Regions from separate parts of the Mus musculus genome. Here region 2 is linked to region 1. Evidence: chromatin loops called from intact Hi-C (ENCODE). Cell type or tissue: left cerebral cortex. All regions are shown on one strand. Links, peaks and the distances in the headings refer to the core of each region. The heading gives the core; the rest is flanking DNA.

The links. A loop is a pair of places that touch in the nucleus more often than their neighbours do. Peaks named below come from ENCODE experiments on the same cell type or tissue, not always from the same donor. Only the 100,000 strongest peaks of a DNase experiment are listed, where the experiment ranks them.
Region 2: it touches region 1 in a loop (2.8-fold over the local background); 2 of 42 quality-filtered maps call a loop at or near these places.

What each region holds. Positions count from the first base shown.
Region 1 is chr2:14,734,325-14,742,643 of GRCm38, forward strand. The region is part of intron 2 of Cacnb2 (calcium channel, voltage-dependent, beta 2 subunit); the gene reads left to right. It overlaps Gm13269 (a long non-coding RNA gene), which reads right to left. Exons shown (of 4, transcript XR_374014.3): 3 at 5,288-6,335; 4 at 4,408-5,165. Among named protein-coding and RNA genes, the nearest start is that of Gm13269, 29 kb to the right of the region's middle. In left cerebral cortex, for the core only: no CTCF peak of the experiment used is centred there; DNase peaks (open chromatin) are centred at 4,863 and 5,357; H3K4me3 peaks cover 1,899 bases; H3K27ac peaks cover 1,974 bases.
Region 2 is chr2:15,035,686-15,044,004 of GRCm38, forward strand. It overlaps Nsun6 (NOL1/NOP2/Sun domain family member 6), which reads right to left. Exons shown (of 11, transcript NM_028950.5): 3 at 6,542-6,621; 4 at 4,048-4,157; 5 at 2,389-2,542; 6 at 590-671. Among named protein-coding and RNA genes, the nearest start is that of Nsun6, 9.5 kb to the right of the region's middle. In left cerebral cortex, for the core only: a CTCF peak has its summit at 4,870 (motif pointing left); a DNase peak (open chromatin) is centred at 4,841.

The DNA of each region.
Region 1 (8,319 bases), core at 3,735-6,234:
TTGATTATAAAATTATGTATGACAAGCCGGGTGTGGTGGCGCATGCCTTTAATCCCAGAGGCAGGCGGATTTCTGAGTTCAAGGCCAGCCCGGTCTACAAAGTGAGCTCCAGGACAGCCAGGGCTATACAGAGAAACCATGTCTCGAAAAAACAAAACAAAACAAAACAAAACAAAACAAAACAAAACAAAACAAAAACCAAAATTATGTATGACATGTAAAATGATGTATAAAATCATAGAAGCTGGTGCTGGCAAGATACCTTAAGAGGTCAAGTTGATTACTATCATGCTGGATGACCTAAGTTCCATGCCCAGGATCCACATGTTGGAAGGTCAGATGTGAGTCCTATAAGATGTCCTCTGACTACTGCACATGGTCTGTGGCATATGCACAAAATAAGTAAATGTAACAAGTGCATGGACATGTATACATGTTATACTGGCAGATCTTTTGAAACATGTGTATCTTATATAATAATTGAATTAGGTTAAATTTATCTATCTCCTTGAATATTTTTCATTTGTTTTGGGTAAAAATATCCAAAGTGCTACATTTTAAAAATATGCTATAATAGTTATCTGTAATCACCATGTTGTGCAATAGCCTGCTGGAGTCTCTGTGTGTGCATATGTGTGGCATATGCATGCTTAAACAGATGTGTGTATGGATGTTCTTACCAGTGTATGCTCATAAAAGCTAACACATGCATGTGTATGCTGAGACCAAAGGTCAACAATAGATATATTTCTCCATCTTTTCCATTATATTTGGGCGAAACAGGGGGTCTCACTTAACTGAGTGCTCATGAGTTTGGCTAGACAACAAGCCTCTAGGATCCCCTCCTCCCCCTTTGCTTCTGCTGATCATACACTATGGTGAGAGTGGGCATCACCATGGCAACACATGATGTGAGAGGTAAGAATCCAAACTCAGGTGTTCATGCCATCTCCCAGTCTTCCATGACAGGACTTCTTGCTCCTCTGAATAGCTAACACCATGGTGTGCAATCTCCCCTTTTGCTCCCTCTCTCTTACCTGCTGGGAGATCACCTTTTACAGCTGGCTTAATTTCTCTAGTGTCATTCATCTGAGCAAATACACCATCTCAATTGCTGTGTGCTTTCTCTCTTGACACTAGGCCTAACACACAACATGAAGAACAAACTTCCATTGACGTCATAGATCTTCATAATGACTTCAATCACTCTTTCTTTGTTATCATGTTACAATACTTTAATGTAAAGATACCATATATTATTACAAAATACCTCACTGAACCATTCATTAGCTTTGTGGTGAGTTCCATAAATCACAATTTATTTGATTAACTTCATTTGATTTGATTACTTAGTAGCTGCACACTAATTGCCAGTATGTAAGCTCAGCAGTTTCAGATTTCTTACTGGAGAATCTGTTTCTGTTTTGGGAGAAGAGTTCAGTATTTTTAGATCAAATCATCTAACGATGATTATTTTTCCTACTTGCTAATAAAAATAGGCAGTTATTTTCACATTTACCAGATCGAGTCATTCTCCTGCTCTGCTGGATAAAATCTGACTGAACTCTGTTGTGGAACTGGGTACCTCTCCCTGTTTCACCTTTCTGCCCCATAAGTTCCTACCTTTCTATACACTCCTTGGATACTATGAATTAATTATTCACTCTAACACTAACACCCAGAGGTATTTGTAAAATACGGGTTTCATTTTTTTAACTGGGGTAAAAATAGGAGTAGCTTAGATAATGTGGGAGCATGTTTCTCTTTATAATGCCATACCATGACAAGCCACTTCCAACAGATACAGCAGCTCCCAGTGAGAGACTGGAAACCTACTGCTGTGTCCCTGGAATGTGGGGAAGGCTTTCCTGTGTTGCTATAGCACTACATCTACCTTAGAGCAGCATGGGAGAGAAGAGTACAAGGTGAAGGCAAGGTCCAGTCCCTCTAAGGACATCCGTGGTATTGATACTTGACATTTTTGCTTCTTTCTCATTGGCCAGAAGCTAGTCACATGTACCGCCCCAGCCCCCAACCCCCAACCCCCAGTTGCTAGGCAAGCTGGACTATTTGCCTTAGTACAGGTTCTCTATGTTTATTCTGGTTACTATGGATGAAATGATACATAAATAAATAACAAAGACTCAAGTGTGAATTTATGTCTTCTTGTCATTTTCTGTGCTCAATGCTCAGACTGTACACAAAAGGGTAGTCTGAATTTCTGGGAAGATGAAGTTTAGTTTGAAGACTTTGGACCAGGTGTGGTGATGTATACCTGTAACTCTAGCACTTGGGAGGTAGAGACTGAAGGATTAGGGGTGCAATGGCATCCTTGTCTGTGTAGTGCATGATAAATCTGAAGATATCCTGTGTGGTGTGAAACCCTTTTTCAAAAAAGCCCAGGAGCTGGAAAGGTACATAAACGTGCACACACACAGAACAATCCAAGACAGGAAATAGAAATACAAATCTCGAAGCATTAGGTGTATCTGTGTTGTCTTATAAGTATGTAGACCACTCACATTTTTCCTTGTATATTTTACATAAGCAGATGTAGCGTGTATCTAGTCTGCATGTACATTTTTGTGCTGCATTTACTGCCTAGTTACCCAGAATTCTTCCTCTACTTATTGCCCATTGGCTGCAGCACTGCCTGTCTTGTAAAAGGAGCCCGCATATCCCTGCCTTTACAGAGCCTTGAGTGTACCTGGGAGGGATAGATAGGGACTGTTTGCTGGGCGGTCCCATTTCTCCTTGTCACTTTGTTCTCTTCCCTCTGCTATGATGTAAGATCTAGAGCCTGTTTTCAGTATGGTGGCACCTGCCTTATGTCAACCCTTATAGAAAGATGGTGGCATGGACTCCCTATAGAAAGGAGAAAAAAAAAAAGGGGAGTAACAGATGAAATGTACTTATTATTTCCTATTCACAGCAAGTTAACCCAGAACCAAGAAGATAGAAGGTACCCAGCAAATGTTTGCAGAACCCACTTAGAGCGCTCGGCATTCTTTCTTGGGTTCTTGAATGGCAGTGTGGGTGTAATCTCTAATGAACTGGGGAATCTCTCACATATTGTGTTTAAAAATACTATACTTAATAAAAAGTGAAGTGAATTCTGAACTCAAGGAGAGATGACTTTCTACCAATGTTCTCATCTTACTCTAACTTTGACTTTTTAAATTTTTTTGACATTTTTATTCTTTGTTTTTATGAAATGTGAGACAGGGGGACTTTTTAAAAGCCCTTGATCCTTCCCACCTCCCTAACCAACACTCTCTCTCTCTCTCTCTCTCTCTCTCTCTCTCTCTCTCTCTCTCTGTCTCTCTCTCTCTCTTATAGTTGGGGGAAGGGAAAGAAAATGATCAAATTATACAAAAATTTTATTTAAAAACCTAGACTTTGTGTTTATTAGATTACTATATTTCTTATTAAAGTTTCTGCAAAATAATCAAATTGAAATCCTGTGTACTAGGAGTGTATCCTGTATAGTCCAAAAAATGTCAACCTTCTTTAGAAGACACAATTCAAAAGTTAATTCCCGGTTTAATTTAGAAATGTGTCTGACTTAATCAAAGCTCTACATCAGTGGTTCTCAACCTGTGACCCCTTTGGGGGGGGGGTGATGTCAAACTACCCTTTCACAGAGGTTGCATATCAGATATCCAGCATAACAGATATTTATACTATGATTCATAACAGTAGCAAAATTACAATTATGAAGTAACAACTAAATAATTTTAGGGTTCAGAGTTACCACAACATGAGAAGAGCTGTTTTAAAGGGTGGCAGGGTTGAGAACCACCTTTTTATATAGTCATATTTTTCCCTTTGATACTTTAAAACCTGTAGTATGCAATAACGCCGTAGAATTTGAGGACTGTGTTAAATCCAGGCTATTAATTATACTACTGCTATATTACCAAGCACTAAGGGTCTCAGTTCCTCTGCCAGTCATATAAGAAGTCTGAATTAAAGCAGAGACACCTTCCAGTTCTCAGTCATGCCTAAGATGAATAACAGCAACACAGGGGCCAGTTAACCAGGCTCTAAAGAAAACATGAACAAAAGATTGGGAGTTAGTCTAATTTTCCACAGGCCTAAGGAGCATGACAATGGTTGTTGATCTTAGACTATGTTGGGAAGTTAATTAATGTACCTTTTAAAGTAATATGGAGTGACTTGGGTGTGGGAGCAAACTTGGGTCAATATGTGTGGTGTACTAAAAGGTTATATATGAATCATTGCTTATTAGAATGGTTGATATCATCCAAATTAATAGCTAAATCCCCAATGCCTAAATGATTCATCTTTCATGGTGTGGCATGTACAAGGCCTCAGATGAAGAGAGTAAAGATCTGCTCTCTGCCAGAAAGCTGTGTCCTTGGGGGAAAGGGATAAAGAATAGTTTACATGGAGTATTGACCTATAAGCACTCAGACTTACGGAGCATTCGGCTTAGTGTGTTAAAATCATAGATGATATATTATTTAACCAATTAATTAGGTCTGACTCTGATCACATTTGCCTGCCAGATCTGTGCTTATTTAACATGCTTCAATGTAGAAAATGAGTCTTTGGCAAGCAGAAAGAAAAACTGTGGAGCCGCAGTGGCTGAGTGAGTCAGGTCCTAAGGCTACTCCAACAATCTTCCTTAAAATTCCTGTGAAATACATACTGCAGGACAATGCATCTCACAGTGTAGAGGGTGGCTCTGGAGTCCTAAGAACCCACAGTGAATTAAAGTCTAGACTCACTCATTTGTCAGTGGAAGGGGAGGAGGGAGAAAGAGCAAATCAGATATGCCCACAATGTTACCGAGGTACCAGTGAATCAAGGATGCTCTCGCCAGGCTGTGCGTAGTGAGGAGGGCGATGTAACAGCCAAACAGCGGCAGGAGCGTTGTTCTCAGAAACAGTCACATAAACAGCAGCCAGAGTAGGCCGCCTCCTTCTGAAGCGGCAGACTGCAGCCTGATGAAATGCAAGGCTCTGAGGTTTGAAAAATCTCTGGGGTTGAGCATGGCTACTGTAAAAGCCTCGCTCAGAAACCCTGATGATTTGAACAGGCAAAACTCCGTGTTAGCAATAGCTTCTTCAGGAAGAGAAATGCTACCTTTTCTAGATTTCTGCTAGTAGGCAGCCCCCTGAAAGAAGATCTCAAATTACCTGTAAGAAAAAATTTAAAAGGCAGTCAGAGAGAACAAAGTTTTGGCATGCCTGCAAAAACAGCAATGTGTAAAACCTACCTAGAAACAGCAGCTAAGTGTTGATTTGCCCATGACTCTTACCTGGGAGTGGAAGGTGGGAAGAAATGGACAGTGGCCGTGACGAGAAGCCGAGGCACGGTGCCGCTTGGTGAAGCCACGCTCTGACTGCGTTCTGCCACCTCTTCATGCAGTGCTGCGGGCTGGTACATCGCCGGCGAGTACGGGTGTCCTATGTAAGTTTCTATTGCTGTACAGTTGTAGCTGGGAGCTGAAAATGTAACTTGTGTCCGTCTGGTTCGTGCTGCTGCTTTTGGGTGCTTTAATCCCCGTGCTGAACCAAACAGAAAATCAATCATTTGTGCCATGAGTTGTCAAGGCACCTGAGGGCTACAATACTCTGAGGTCTTTCTGGAGATGTTTCTGTGTGTTTATCTTTTGTTCTTGGTTACTTTAATAAGGTTGGAAATAACTTGTAGAGGAACTGGTTTGATGTGTGTATGTGTGTGTGCGGGGGGGGGGGGGGGAAGGGGGGGTAATCTATTGTCTCAGATATCAGTATCAGTTCAAACCAGTTGATACACTCTTTTGCTTGGAGTTTTCATATTTGAATCCTGGCATGAGAAAGGAAATTATTTTCTAGAAATGAATTGCTATGGAGTTTGTCAAATTACAGACAGCCACAGTAGCTAATGTGAAATCCTGTTTTGAAGAGCTTCAGAAAAAATAATAGTAGATGATAATCATTTGATGGATGACACAGCTGTTGCAATACCGCCAGCCTTTTCAACGGCTTTATCATCCCCTGTTTCTCTGAAACAGCCCTTATTTTATGGACCTGCTGTGTTTTTTTTTTTTTTTTGCAAAATGGCTGTCTGAGTATTAAATTCTAAAAGGCAGGCTCTTACAAATACTGAAGTAGCACTGTTGGAGAAGGTTGGATGTTAATTGAAATACACTGCACTGCTATGCAAGCAGAAAGGCTTGGAGGAAGCCCTGGCTTTATTTTCATACGCCGCCGCCGTCTGTGTGCAGTCGCTTTATTTTCAGGGAAGGCTGTGAAAGAGAGCAGGCGATTTATGCAGGCTGGCCAGACCGCAGTGCTGAATGGCTTCACACTGCCTTGAGATTCCTGGATGCAAAACAAATGGAAAATTGACAATGAACACTAATCAATTCTTAAGGGTGTCACTAAGGAAATCTGTGACCTTGGGAATTTGGCCAGTAGATGAGATTCATCTGAGACCTCAGGACAAACAAGGTCAAAATCTGCTACATTCTCAAGCATAAAGTTGAAGATCGGGGCTAGGAGGGACAACAGGATCATTGCATTCCTATAAGATTTGGAAAGATCTCCCATTATTAAATAAATAGATAAGAGATCTAAAAGCTCCCTTAATTGAACCGGCTTTAAAATTGTTATGTACTCTGTGTTGTTTGTGTTTTGAATGCAACAGCTGACAGACAGGTCAGGAGTAAATGTAGTTGTGAGGTAGCCAGACAAGATTTTTTTAAGGATGACATCTGCAGAGATGGATGGTTTTTCCCATAGGAAAATTCATTGATTTTTAAATAAGATTTGGAAACAGGTGCCACAAACTTTTTTAGTGTGTAAAACTGCCTAAAAATGAAAATCTTAAAATAATGTCGTTAAAAATGCCTGTTTTCATGATTAATGAGGACTCTGACTTGTGTGGCTTTCTGTCTTTCTGTTTGTCTTCTCTATTGGGAATTAGAAGAAATCTATTCCATTTGCCTAGTTTGTCAGGGGTTTCTGAAATATACTCTCAAGACTATGATTTATATTTGGCTTGTTTCTGCCCCTTGTAAATACGCATGAAAATACATAAAAAGAACAGACACTACAATCTGTTTTTGTTATTTTGGTTTCATTTGTTTGTTTGTTTGTTTGGAGTCATGAATAAAAAGTACGACACTTGTTTCTTTATAATTATCAAACTTTTTACCCTGTACTTTGAGTAAGGACCCATAACAATATATAGCATATGTATGTTTTAAAGACATTGGAAACCCATATACCTTGGTCTAGTGTATGATTTTTTTTTTTAGAATATTTTGTGGCTATCATGCCAGTATTAAATTCAAGCATATATATATATATATATATATATATATATATATATGCATATGAGTTAGATATCTATTATATATAATTATATATATTTGTGTGTAAAACACTGTAAATTAAAAGCATGTAAATAAAATGTCATATGTGTGCAGTTACCCATTGCATGACTGCATTTCACCCAGTGACAGATTGCATGTATCATAGAGGTCTAGGCACATTAGGATGCATGGTGGTTTACACATCTTAGTTTGTACTGGTATACCCTATGGCATTTGTACAGCTACAGGATTGATTGGGGATGTGTCCTCAGATAGGATATCCATTGTTAAGTTGGGTGTGTGTGTGTGTGAGTGTATGGGTGTGTCTTTCTTCAATCTTCTGGGAGTTTTTTTTTTTTTTTTCCTCTTTTTTAACCATTTTCTTTTTAGGATGACAGCTTTGTTAAAGGTTCCTCCCACTCTAACCTTGTCTTTTAGAAAGAACAGTAACATTATGTGGGCAGCAAAGAAAGTTTTATACACGTGCCACCATCCTTCATTTCTAGCATTTTACCTTTCATAGCCGCTAATTTTATTTAGCTCTCTTTCCTCTCCTGTTCAACATTGGCTTGATATACCCAGAACCTGTGCTGTGCACAATGAGTGCCGTCTATGGGATAGAAGCCCTGTTTTTCTCTAGAAGACTCAGTACATAAGTCTCTAATTTGACATTATCATTTATTTTGGGAGCTTAGTCCTCATTATTTTGTTTCTACGTAAAAGTAATTTTTTTGATCTGACTTATACCTTACAGGCAATTCCCATATTTATCTAAATTGCCTTGCTGATTTATTAAATGATATGAAAAGCTGTCAATGGAATAACTTATTAATTCAAACATAGAGAGCTCTAATGTGAACTTGGAAAACATTGACATTTACATCCTTTGGAAGAAGGGCTCAATTGCCATTCTAAGTGTTTAGTTGGGGTTCGGATGGCTTTCCAGGATCATAAGTTCCATATTTGTGAATTTCACAGCAGGATCAAAA
Region 2 (8,319 bases), core at 3,836-6,335, 300 kb after region 1:
AATAATTGCCAGATTTGTGTAGTATCTTGTGGTTTAATACTGAGAAGAGAAGAAAGTACTTTGCTCCTGAACACGAGTTTAAATTCAGATGTTGCCAATTATTATTAGCAGTGTGACCTTGACTAAGAACCCCAACAGATCTAATCTTCGGTATTTCTACTTTATGTAATAATAGCATTAAAATGAGTTGATGGCCATGAATGTACTTAAGAAGCTGGAAAAGACAAAATGGCTCATCCTATCCCAGCACTTAATTACAGCTTGACAAAACCCTGCTGGCAGCAAACCATCTGAGTAATTCTGAGCATTACTCTCACAACTAGAACCTTTAGCTACACATCAGTATGTGCATTACTTATGATTAACATTCTGAGATGAAGAACAATAATTATATCATATCATTAAATCACCTTTAGACACAGAGGACAGAATATTAAAATCAACACAGAAAAGAGTGCTCAGAAGAACTATCTTGGTATTTGAGAACAGTAGGTCAGAAAATGAAGAGATACACGAATATTAATAAAAGAGAAAAATTCTTCCTAATAATTTATCCAAATGCTTCAATGTCACTCAGTATTTTTCTTACCTGTAAAAATATATAACTGGGTAGAACATTGTCAAACGAGGGACTGAGATATATGGGTTCTGTCATTCTTATGCCTATACCTCTAAAAAATAAGAAATTAAATATTAGTCTGCATATAGCATATACTTGTAGGAAAGACTCATCAAATATAAGCTGTTGTGCATTTAAAGAGTTCTTTTATTTACCAAATTATAATGGTCCTGTTGATTGTTTTGTATTTTACAAGAGAATCTCATACAAATAAATAAATAAATAAATCTCATAAATAAATTACATTAAAAAAATAAAGTTACATAACTATTTTAGTAAGCACGAGAGTTTCTTTTGAGAATTCAATAAGTTAAAAGGCAAAGAACACCTAATTCTTACTTTATTCTAATCTACTAACACATTTTGTGCATGACTGAATGTATAAGGCACTCTGCTAGATACTTATATGAAAACAAGGAAAAATATCTAAGCTCATGCTGATGCTGAGCACTGACAAAGGCAGGGCCTGCTCCACTCCCATTTTTCTCCAGAAGAGCTGCCCAATATGCCCAGTATATCCAGTACTGACACTGTCCCCAGATGACCTGTTCTACCTCTGTTCAATTTTACTACTGGCAGTGGAGCTGCTGGGAACAGGAAGGCATTATAGATAGTGATTCATATAGACAAACACTGCATCTGAGTGGCATGTTCCATAATTATCAGTGGGAGAGAACTTACAAGTACTGCAGAGTAGCCAACAGGCTTTTTCAAGAATGGTTACCTTTTTTTTCCCACCAGAAAAACAAACATGGTTCAGCAGTCACTAGAAACACCATTGGAAACGAGAGCACACCATTAGCAAGCAACTAAAGAGGGCACTCAAAGCAAGACATCACTGTATCAACCAAGCATTGTAAGAAGAAGGAAATCAGGTTGTAGCCATTTGCAAGCTTGTTTTGTCTTAGAGCCTGACAGCCTAACTATCTGTTTGTTTAGGAGAATTGACTTCGTTCATATAGAAAGGCCACGCCAATGTGACACTGTTCAGAATGTGGACTCCGGAACCCTTCTAAACGGCTCAATTCACAGTGCTTAGTGCATGCATGTCAGCAGTCAACCTCGGAGCAATGGTGCTCCACAGCTCTCCAAAACCAAGCTCAAAAAAACAGCCGAAGCAGGCCCTCACTTGTTCAAGGCTGTATTCTACTCAGCGCTACCAACATCCAAATATGACTTACAACTAATTGTATATCAGTGTGGCTTGAACAAATAGAATTGAAACATTTAGTTTTGACCATAAATAGTCATACGTAAGTTATACTTCAGGTTTAATTTATTTTGTTAAAATTTATTTTTTATATTTGAATTACATTAAAACTAAACTTTTCTTTGATAAAATGAGAATGAGAATGATTGAAAAAACAACTCATTTGATTTTTTATTAAGATAAGCATTGTTCTTTAAAGTTTAAACAATTAAAATGTAAAAGGACGGATAAAATTCTTACCCAATTACAGTGTGATCAGTCACTCACCTGGGCTTTTGCTTTGCTTTGCACTGCTAAGGGCCAAACGTAGGGCCTCTTGGCAGGTCAGCAATGCACTCACCACTAGCTTCATCCACATCCTACTGCTTTGGTTTTTAATCTATTTACCTTTTTGACCAAAAAGGAGCTCTTTCCAAAAATCATTGAAATATGGGCTCATTTTTTCCAGCTGAAGTCATGGAAATTTTTATATAGTGTAACAAAATATGCCTTTTCACTGTTTTGAGCTTTTTGAACCACAGACAGGAATTTATTCCTCCCACAGAGTTCAGTGACATACTTCAGATCAGGTAACCCATTGAAGATATCTTTGCGGCTCAGTTCAGAAATTCCGTTTCCGAGAAATACTTTAGTTCCATCAAATTCTTTGGCTCCTTTCTTACATTTGCCGTTAATATCAGAATACACGGAAATAACATCTCCAGCTTTCATAACTAGAAAGAGAAGAAAATCAAACTGTTAACCTGTGCTTTAGCAGACAAGTAAAAATCCTTCAAGCTAAAACGGTTATCTGTAGAAATACCAATCTGGACAAGAGAAAAGACAAACTGGCTCCTTATGTCAGCATAATCCTCAGCAGCCGCTAAACGCTGAGCCTTTAAAGAGCCCCTAACATCTACCTGGACACGTACGTACGTTTGTTTGTTTGTTATGTTTTTTTCATTGAAAATACAGACATGGGATATCATTTGAGATGTAAACAAATAGAATGATTTTTAAAAAATCACTTCCTGGGCTTTGATACAGTTACCATCCTATGCTCGCTATAAACTGCCTCATGTGTACACATTTTCTAGAACTGTATAGAAAAATATATTGATAAAATTTATATTATTAAAAAGAAAATACAGAAATGGTACTCAAAACATACTATCTAAATCTTCAACAGGAGGCATCATTTATATGACTTATTTCCGCAAAATCTAATACTAAGTAAAGGTTGCTATATAAATCTTAGTATCATGACTCAATACTCAACATTTAAGTTGCCAACAAAAGGAGTCAATAAAAGTGTATACTAAAAAAGAAACCAGAGTCACGCCAGGCCATAAAGCAATCGTTTTCCAGATCATCATACACAGGATGGGTGAGGTCCAGGAACTGACCAGGTTTGTCATAGAGCCAAGTCAGTGCTTCCTGACTCGAGCCAGTAAGGGTGCACTGCAGCAGTTTAGCACAAGCAATTCACCATTATCAGAGCGAACCCAAGAAGAACGCCAAGTTTAAGCCACTGTCTGGGATTCTGGAGGCCACCCTCATGAATGTCCTGAGAGGAGACAGAATTGAGGTTTTAAGGTAGTGAAATCAGGAGTATTAAATGGAACTTCACCACCTTTTATAAGAAAAATAAAATGTGTCTGTGTGCACATGTATATCCATGCTTGGGCCATGTGCATGAGGGTACCTATGCTGTGTCACTGCACAATTCAGTCTCCTTCACTACCCTTCTATGCTCTGTATTTCTCTGTTCCCTAGAGAAGTCCTATCATCTAAGTTCTTCTGTGGAAAAGCAAACAGTGACAGAAAGGTCTATGTGGATCCTAACTTGAAGCTGCTGGTCACTTTACCTTCACTCAAGAGCAGAGAGCAGTAAGTAATGCTTGCCTTCTCCACCCCTACATTTCCAGGATCCCACGTCCTAAGGGATGCTGCCAATACCAGGCAAGCCTTCCTATTCCAATGGTCATTATCATGACAATTTGCCACAGATAAGCTCAAAGCCATGGGACCTAGACAATTCCCCACTGAGTCCCTTCCCAAGTGACTCTGCACTGTGTCAAGCAAATAGTTAAAACTGTTATTATAACATTTATTTTTATAGGACAAAATCCTCCATGGAAAATTCTCAGGAAGTATCTAACAAAGGCAGATTTAACGTATGTAAATTTCCAACCCATCACGTTCATGAACTGTAGGGTGTCCTCAATCTTATACCTACATTTTGAAGCTGACACAATTCCTGGAACATAGACATGGGCCCCTCTTAACACTGCATTGCCACACTGTGCGCCAACAATCACTTCACCCTGTTGTCTTTCTATATTCTTCCTAGGAATGTTAAAAAAAAAAAAGAAAAAATTACAGAATAAATATCTTTCCAGTACCATAAGCTTGCTTGCTTGCTTTTTTTGTTTTGTTTTTTGAAACAGGGTTTCTCTGTATAGCCCTGGCTGTCCTGGAATTCACTCATTAGACCAGGCTGGCCTCAAACTCAGAAATCCGCCTGCCTCTGCCTCCCAAGTGCTGTGATTAAAGGCATGTGCCACTGCCCAGCACCATAAGCTTTCTAAAAGATTCATTAGACATATTAGTGGATGGATATGGGCAATACACACAGTATAAATATATAAAACTTTAAATTAAAAATATTATTTAAAGAGACTTTATATGCATAGCCTGTTAAGTCTTGATTTTCCTAAATAAACCACAGAGAAAAAGCTTTGAAACAGATATAAATAGAATGGCAGTTTACACAGCAAGAAAGAAAAGGTAAAAAGAATAGACACTGAAGAAAGAAAAAAATAAATACAGGAAAGATGTCTCATCTGGTAAAGGCAGCTGCTGCCTGAATTCGATCCACATGGGTCCATGAGAAAGGAGAAAGTTGTCCTCTGACACCCACTCGAGTGTACACACACACACACACACACACACACACACACACAGAGAGAGAGAGAGAGAGAGAGAGAGAGAGAGAATAAAAAACTGAAAAAGAGGGCCCTCTGGTGGAAGGAAGGAGTGCGGCATGAAAAGCTGCGTGGTCATTTAACAGGCAGTACTGTCTTCCTAACAGCATTAAGAGAGAGGAGACAAACAGAGTGGGAAGACAGACAACGTATGTTAGAAACTATTGGCAATGGGCCTCTCTTAAAACAGAGTTCAAGTCCAGGGCTAGCAGAAATCTCTGAACAGTAGATCATCATGAGAGTTAACTCTGCAGATCTGTTTACACAACTCTCAAATAGTCACTGCATCACTTTGACAACAATGATAGAACTGTCTTGTTTTTCATAAAGTAAAAAGAAAAAAAGCCTACTGAAATTCTGCTCATCATCCTCGGACAGGATCCTCAGCAACAAAATGAACCTGAGTGTGCTGAGGCATGCCTACAACCCCAGTGCAGAGAGGCTGAGGCCAGAGGACTGAGCCTTGGAAGCCAGGCTGTGCTGGACAGCTTGTCTATCATGCATACCTCATACTGTACGTGAGGAGAAAAGCAGAGACAGAGACACAGAGAGAGAGAGACAGACAGACAGACAGACAGAGACAGAGAGACAGAGAGAGAAACTAAATGAAAGTAAGATTATTAGTTCAGAATGAGAGACAGCCAAAAGCTGAACCTAATCAACAGCAATTTTGCATCCATATAAAAAATGTAAACCAAATGGCCTGTGACCATCACCTACGGCAGTCACTGATTCAGAACTGAGCAGAATCAACCTGGGTTGTCTGGTAGAGTAGAATACAAGAATGTTTTCCAAGCTAGTATACATCATTCATATATATATACACACACACGCGCGTGCGCCCATGTGTGTGTGTGTGTGTGTGTGTGTGTGTGCAGTTAGTATTTCCATTGTTTTATTACTATCAAAGTATTTCAAAGCTTTAGCAACATGAGCATTTTCATATTTACCATAACACGTTTAAATACTTTATAGCATAAATAAGGTCCTTCATGTGCTACTTGGGAAAGGCATTCTTATAATATGGAAGCCTTTTTCAACTTTCAAAAATACATCTTCCATCTTCCAAATATGTAAATGAGGAGAATCACATCTCACATATATATTATGTCAACCAGTAAATAGACATAATTGTTCAGTATAAAATTTTATGAACCCAATTATAAAACACAATACTTATTTAATGTAACTCGAAAATCGTTTTAATCCTGGAATCTCATAAGAACTATAGATAAACAGGAGCTGGGAAGATGGCTCAGCAGTTAAGAGCACTTGCTGCTCTTGTAGAGGACCCAGGTTCAGTTCCCAGCTCACGACCATCTATAACTCCAGGTGATCTGATGGCCTCTTCTAGCCTTTGCAGGTACATGTACACAGTATATATTCATATAAGCTGACATATATACATAGTATATATTCATATAAGCTGACAATTACTGTGCACATAAAATAAAAGTAAATCTTTTTATAAAAGAAACATAAGTAAACAAAACGAAGCGTCTAAAAAGTAAGAATGAAGTCCATCACTACACTACACAGATGGAAGATGCACTACTATCAAGGTCATCAGATAGAGTCCTGGTCCTGTCACACAAGATGTGATGGAGCATGAAGTATGTGATTACAAATCTGTGACTTTTGGGTTTAGAGAGTCTCTAAAAATGCAGACAATACAGTCAACAAGCAAACATCTTGGGACGAGTTTTAATTTAGGAGAAAAAAAGAGAAAAGGAAACAGCCACAAACCTTGGTCCAGTCATGGGGATGAGCAAGACATCCGGGAGGGCTGGATGCTGAACAACAGGAATGCTGGATTCACCAAACTGCTGTTAAGAACAAACACACACAGTGTCAGAGCACCCAGTGCAGGTGGTACACCTCACAGGCTTCTCTGTGTCACCATGCACACAGTGTCAGAGCACCCAGTGCAGGTGGTACACCTCACAGGCTTCTCTGTGTCACCGTGCACACAGTGTCAGAGCACCCAGTGCAGGTGGTACACCTCACAGGCTTCTCTGTGTCACCGTGCCCACAATGAGACAGCACCCAGTGCAACAGGTAAACCTCACAGGGCTCACTGTGTCACCACCTCCTACTGTGGGCAACTTGATTTAGGGCTATTCCAACATACTTCATGGAATGCTGTAACATTAAACACATTTTTAACTATTTCTTCTCTGAGTCAGTATCATCCTGATGTTAGTGGGAAGAAGTGCTAGGGGCTGGACATACTAGCAAGTGCTGAATTTTGAGTTAGAATCTCCCTATGTTGCCCACACTTGCCTCAAGCTTTCAATTCTCCTGTCTCACATTCTGCAGGGGCTGAAGTTACAGGCACAGGTTACCACACCCAGCTCGGACTTCTTTACAGGATTTAATTCTGTGTACTGTTCAATTGTAAAAACACAAACCATGTTTAAGTGACTTACTCTGATAGTTACATGCAGGCACCATTTTCTAAGCTGGGTACAGTGGTGTGCATCTGTAATCTTAGCACTCAAGACAAGGAAAGATGACCCTGAGTAAAGGGAACTGAGCTATCTAGTAAGAGATGCCGGATCAATCCTAACTCATACGCACAGAGAGTCATTTAGAAAGTTTCAGAATAGGATGTTAAAGATATTAGTCTGTATTGTGAAATTACTAAATATGACACATACCACCAACATTGCACACCATGTTGATTTTACTGATATCAAAAATACTTTTATTAGAAGGTCAGAATTTTCAAAATCTATTATACTTAGCTGGTTAGACTAGAAATACATGCAGGGCCAAAGAGCTACTGGCACACCTCACCTGACTCACTGTGGGCATCTCTAATCCTACAGATACACTACAAGTTTGAGATCAACTTTCGTACCAGTGTTCATATAATGTAAAATTACCAATCAACATACACCAGGGTTATTTTTCCTTGAAAATGTGTTGCTGAATATGAACAGGCCTATTCTAATGCAGGCTGAATTAGACTAGGCACCCTCCAATCATCATGATAAAGCGTAGATGGTAGGTAAGAGAACAGGCACCAAGTATAGTTTCTGGGAGAAAATATGCAAATATCTGAGAAGTTGATGCCTGAAGGCTCTGCTTTACCCACTTACTAATTCTCCCACAGTACCTGAACGAGTAATAATAAAACTCATTGTGTCACTTGGAAGAATCCACACCAATTAGAAGTGTGTAAAAGTGAGAAAAAAACTCCTTATTTTAGTTCACCAAGCCAACAGCTCTCCTATTCCTCCCAAAGGACATTTCAGACTATGACCACACTCAGCAGATCTCTCCTACTCCTTCCAGAGGATACCTCAGACTATGACCACACTCAGCAGATGACTGACGGGCAAGCTGAATGGCAAACCCTTTCTCCCTGGAGTCAAACCCTTCCCTATCCTTCTCTGCTTCATCATTTGATAAGCATATAGTGAAACTATTGTAACGAGATGTTCCCAAGTAGGAGATGAATCTTATCACACATTTCTGCTTTACAGTACAAAAATTATTTTACATAGAGACAAATCTGT